Regions from separate parts of the Homo sapiens genome. Here region 2 is linked to region 1. Evidence: read pairs that join two places in POLR2A ChIA-PET (ENCODE). Cell type or tissue: A673. All regions are shown on one strand. Links, peaks and the distances in the headings refer to the core of each region. The heading gives the core; the rest is flanking DNA. Region 1 has its middle 5.7 kb from the start of LINC03099. Region 2 has its middle 76 kb from the start of ATP6AP2.

Evidence for each region. Peaks named below come from ENCODE experiments on the same cell type or tissue, not always from the same donor. Only the 100,000 strongest peaks of a DNase experiment are listed, where the experiment ranks them.
Region 2: POLR2A ChIA-PET joins it to region 1 with 10 read pairs; 2 of 35 experiments call an interaction of 5 or more read pairs at or near these places.

The regions. Positions count from the first base shown.
Region 1 is chrX:40,255,806-40,258,715 of GRCh38, forward strand. No RefSeq gene overlaps it. Among named protein-coding and RNA genes, the nearest start is that of LINC03099, 5.7 kb to the right of the region's middle. In A673, for the core only: no CTCF peak of the experiment used is centred there; no DNase peak of the experiment used is centred there.
Region 2 is chrX:40,503,435-40,506,344 of GRCh38, forward strand. No RefSeq gene overlaps it. Among named protein-coding and RNA genes, the nearest start is that of ATP6AP2, 76 kb to the right of the region's middle. In A673, for the core only: no CTCF peak of the experiment used is centred there; a DNase peak (open chromatin) is centred at 1,577; H3K27ac peaks cover 559 bases.

The DNA of each region.
Region 1 (2,910 bases), core at 204-2,703:
CAAATAAGTGAAGCAGGTGTGGAGGGCAACTGTCTAGGATTGGCAGCCCCTCCTGGGCTCCAGCCAACCACTGCTGGGTGGGAAGGTGGAAACCTGTGTGCCAAATCTTCTGATTTTTCAGGAGATGCCGTATATACGGGTTTTTACAGGAAAATTTCCAATTTTTTTTTTTTGAGATGGAGTCTCGCTCTGACAACCAGGCTGGATTGCAGTGGTGTGATCTCGGCTCACTGCAACCTCTGCCTCCCGGTTCAAGCAATTCCCCTGCCTCAGTCTCCGGAGTAGCTGGGATTACCGGCACCCGCCATAACGCCTGGCTAATTTTGTATTTTTAGTAGAGATGGGTTTTCACCATGTTGGCCAGGCTGGTCTCAAACTCCTGACCTCAGGCGATCTGCCTGTCTTGGCCTCCCAGAGTGCTGGGGTTACAGGCGTAAGCCGCCATGCCCAGCCAAAAATTCCAATTTAAAAACCCTGGCAACTCGTTCAAAAATTTGTAAGCACTATAAAAGACACCACCTGTTTGGGCTGGGTTGCATTTGCAGGACAGCAGTTTGCAACCTCTGGTTGATGATGTATTTTTGTTGCACAGGAGTTTTTTGTTTGTTTTGTTTTTTTAAAGAGTGTTCTTGCTATATTGTCCAGGCTGGTCTCGAACTCCTGGCCTCAAGTGATCCTCCCACCTCAGCCTCCCAATGTCTTGTGATTACAGGCATGAGTCACCACACTTGGTTGCAAAGTTTTGTGTTGTCACATCTGTCCATCTTTTCCTTTATGACTTTGGAGCCCTGTGTTATTCTTTTTCTCTTTCTACCATTCTTTTTTTTTTTTTTTTTTTTTGAGATAGAGTCTTGCTCTTTTGCCCAGACTGTAGTGCAATGGCACAATCTTGGCTCACTGCAACCTCTGCCTCCCGGGTTCAAGCAATTCTCCTGCCTCAGCCTCCTGAGTAGCTGGGACTAGGAGTGCATGCCACCACGCCCGGCTAATTTTTTGTATTTTTAGTAGAGACGGGTTTCACCATGTTGGTCAGACTGGTTTTGAACTCTTGACTTCAAGTAATCGGCCGGCCTTGGTCTCCCAAAGTGCTAGGATTACAGGCGTGAGCCACTACGCCTGGCCCTTTCTACCATTTTAGCATTAAAAAAAAAAACAAAACTCTTTAAATCCTTCTATTTTAAGGATACATACAGAAGCTTTCATGCTTTTTATTCATGTGTCCTTAATGAGAAATAAAAGAAAGTGCATACATTACTGGGCTTGGAGGGTAGGGCAAGTCCTGACCTTGGGGACTTGGGTGGCTAGGCCTTGGTATGGCTGAAACACCAGTATTAGAACTCTCATCAGCTCCCCATTTTCTTTTCCTTTTTTTTTTTTTCTTTTTTGAGACAGGATCTCCCTCTGTCACCCAGGCTGATCATAGCTCACTGCAACCTGGCACTCCTGGGTTCAAATGATCCTCCCACCTCAGCCTCCTGAGTAGCTGGGACTATAGTAGCTGGGACTATAGGCATGCATCACCATACCCAGTTAATTTTTTTTTTAAGTTTTTTTTTTTTGTAGAGATGGAGGATCTTTCTTTGTTGCCTAGGCTGGTCTCAAACTCCTGGCCTCTAGTGATCCTCCCATCTCAGCCTCCCGAAATAATGGGATTACAGGCATGAGCCACCTTGCCCGGCCTCCATTTTATTTATTTATTTTCTTTCTTTTTTTTTTGAGACAGGGTCTCACACTGTTGTCCAGGCTGGAGTACAGTGGCACGATCTCGGCTCACTGCAATTTCTGCCTCCCAGACTCAAGTGATTCTCCCGCCGAAGCCTCTGAAGTAGCTGGGGCTACAGGCACATGCCACCATGCCTGGCTAGTGTTTTTGTATTTTTTTTTCTTTCTTTCTTTCTTTTTTTTTTTTTTTGAGATGGAGTCTCGCTCTGTCACCCAGGCTGGAGTGCAATGGTGCAATCTCAGCTCACTGCAACTTTTGCCTCTTGGGTTCAAGCAATTCTCCTGCTTCAGCCTCCCGAGTAGCTGGGATTACAGGCGCCCACCACCACACCCGGCTAATTTTTTGTATTTTTAGTAGAGACGGAGTTTCACCATTCACCAGGCTAGTCTTGAACTCCTGACCTCAAGTGATCCGCCTGCCTTGGCCTCCCAAAGTGCCGGGATTTCAGGTGTGAGCCACTGCACCCGGCCTGTATTTTTTTTTTTTAAGTAGAGACACGGTTTCACCATATTGCCCAGGGTGATCTCAAACTCCTGAGTTCAAGCAATCCACCCATCTCAGCCTCTCAAAGTGTTGGGATTACAGGCGTGAGCTACCATGCCTGATCTTCCATTTTCTTATTTAAGGCCAAAGACCCCTGACATGGTGACATTTCAGGGGGAAATAATAAAGCTTCTCATTCCACGATGAAACCAGAGGCCCTGGGACACTTAAATTCATACTAAAGCGTAAATGACTTACCTCAAACTCTTTCTTGGGAGTACATGTGTGAGTTAGAGCAGGGAGAGAGCAACTGGGCACTGTAAGCCTGAAAGTGCAGGAGGGCAGAGGAGTTCAACTTGAGCCCCACTCCTCTGCCTGGGGGAACTTCCCCATTCCCAATTATGCGAGGCCCTCCCTGCAACACTTGGCTTCCACTCTGGATTGGTGCTGGCATAGCTCCAAGCAGAGTGGATGGGAAGCAAAACAAACACCCCCAACCATCTGGGGCTGTTTTATGGCCTTTGGTGGCATCATCTGGGCATTTGTCACCCATCATAATGCACAGCTTGCTTTGGCCAAAGCAGCCCATCCTAGAAATTCCTCCAAGGGTTATTCGGCTGTGTAGAAGGTAGGATCTGATGAGGGGCAAGACAGGAGATCACTGGCTGGGGATGGGGCAGGGCTCATTCCTTTTTCTGGCACAG
Region 2 (2,910 bases), core at 233-2,732, 250 kb after region 1:
AGATAGGAGTAACTGGTACCTGCCTCCAGATTGTTTTGACAGTGAAATGGAGTCAATACATGGAAAGCACTTGGAACAGTGCCTGCATATAGTAAGCACTCAATTAAACTTACCCATAATGGAGCCTGGCACAGTGTCTCATGCCTGTAATCCCAGAGACTCAGGAGTCTGAGGCAGGAGGATTGCTTGAGGCCAGGAGTTTGAGACCAGCCTGGGCAACACAGTGATGAGACTTCATCTCTCTTTTATTTATTTATTTATTTTTTGAGATGGAGTCTCACTCTGTCACCCAGGCTTGAGTGCAATTGTGCGATCTTGGCTCACGGCAACCTCCACCTCCCAGCTTCAAGAGATTCTCCTGCCTCAGCCTCCTGAGTAGCTGGGATTACAGGTGCACACCACCACGCCTGGCTAATTTTTGCATTTTTAGTAGAGACGTGGTTTTGCCATGTTGGCCAGGTTGGTCTCAACTCCCAACCTCAGGTGATCCACCCGCCTTGGCCTCCCAAAGTACTGGGATTACAGGTGTGAGCTACCGAACCCAGCCCAATTTCATCTCTTAAAAAATACAAAAATTAGCTGGGGGTAGTGGTGCACAGCTGTAGTCCCAACTACTCGGGAGGCTGACGCAGGAGGATCACTTGAGCCTGGGAAGTTGAGGCTGTAGTGAGCTGTGATGGCACCACTGCACTCCAGCCTGGGTGACAGAGCGAGACCTTGTCTCAAAAAAAAAAAAAAAAAAAAAAGTTACCCATAATGTCTTTGGTGCCTCCCTTCAGAACCTCCCAGAAGTCTCTCCACCTCTTCCCTTGAAACTAAGTACTACAAGTCTTGGTTTAAAAAGGTTGGTGTCAGGGGTGGAGGAACATTAAAAGGAATATGTGCAGAAATTTCTGAAATTTATCCAAAAAACAGATTTACTGGCCATACCCACTTCCCACTTCATCCTGACATCAGGTTGAACCAAACCAAGAAAACTAATAAGATAAACAATGTTGCGCACGTGTGTGTGTGTGTGTGTGTGTGTGTGACACAGTTGTGGGAGTTTTTTCCCCCTTGCTTGAAATTAGCATTATTCTAGATCAGGTTGTTATCCCATAATCTTTTATTTATTTTTGACATGTTCCTTGTTTCTCACACACAGTTTTGTTAGTGCTGAGAAATACAATAATGAGGAAAAGAAGGTAGGCTGCTCGAAGGGGGCCTATGCTACATAAATATTTTAAGTTTCAAACAAACTTGAGTTCTGCACACGCGGCTCTCTTTAATCTCATGCTTTTACACTGTGGAGCAGTAAATCTGCGCAGCTCTGAGCTGGCCACCAGCATGGCCCAGAAACATCATTCCCTCCCCTCCTGCGTCGTCTGGGTACAGATTTTCAGTGGTGGTTGGGGAACCACGGTGCAGAAGCTGCTGTCCAAGCAGCTTGTAGAGCCCCAGTGGCCACAGTTTAGTGTTTATGGGTTCAGGGTAGACTGAACAGCCAGCTGTCTGCAGCAGGAAAGTCCCTTGGCCAAAAAATATATCCCCTACTGGTCTGTGGTAAATGCCTGAAATTCCACCATTAGCAATGCATTCCTTTGGTTATGCCCCACCATTTGAGCCACAATTTTAAAGTGAAAATGCTCCTCAGGGGACTAACACATGGAGACCCTGACACTTTCAATGAATAAGTGTTTCAGATCGGTTTCTGAGAGAGGAGGTGAGCCCTTGGCTGCCTCCCTGGTAGGAGTGTGGCTGCAGGCAGGGGGGAAGGAGTAGAGAAAGGAAGGGGTGGGGGCCTGGAGGGCTGTGGGCAAACTTGGGCAGCTGAGCCATTATGACGCCTTTAAAACAAGGCCTCAATTCTCTGACACTCCTTCCAATTGGAGGTGGGGTCTATATCCTCTCCCTTGAATCTGGGTGGGCTTGTGACTGCTTCAACTAATAGAGGATGGCCAAAGTGCCTCAATGTAACCTCCAAGGCTGAATCATAAACGCCAATGCAGCTTCCTCCTGGTTGGCTGGAGCCCCAGGTCATGGTGTGAGAATTCCAGCTACTCTGAGAACTATATGCTGGAAAGATCACTCTGGTAGACGACACTAGATTAGCCTAGCCTGCCAGCCATCCCTGCCTAGGTTCTAGATATGTAAGTGAAGCCTCCAGAACAAGCCATTCACTAGCTGAATACCACCGAGAGACCTCCCTCAATGCCTTTCGAAGCAGAAGAGTTGTGTAGTCAAACCTTGCTCGAATTCTTGACCTAAAAAATTGTAAAATATAATGAAATTATTGTTCTTTTTAGCCACCTGGGATTAGAGTAGTTTGATATGCAGAAATAGTAACTGGATCAGCCATAGCACCCAGAACTGGCTTGATAGAATCAGCTTCCCAGACAACTGATATAGATGCTTCTGGGAACTGGGGGTGGGGGACCACAAGTCCCTGGGAGTAATCAAGCCCACACTTGGGGCTTGCACCTTCTGGCCCACAATGGGCCATTTATCGGCTACCCCATAGAACTCTCTGGACATCCAGGGTTGGGAGTGGAAGATCTGGGAGAATCCTACTAGTCTTCTTTTCCAGACAAGGGCACTGAGCTCTTGAAATGCAGGGCAATTTGCAGCCCACAGCCGCAGGACCAGGCATCCAGCTCTTGAGTCCTAGAGGGGAGGTGCAAGGTTTTGTGCAAAAAGCTTGGTGTGGACTCAGAAACCAGAAAGACCTGGGCTCAAGAGGGGGCTTCTTCTGCTCTTGGCTTTGCTGGTTTTGATGAAGAGACTCAGTTTCCTCATCTGTGAAACAGGAACAACAGGGTTAATGTGAGGGTTCCATGAGATGGCATACAGGACAGCTCTGGAACACACAGAGCCACCTTCGTCCCCATACCCTCCCTCCCATTCTGTGGCCCTTTCCACCTCACCTCACCT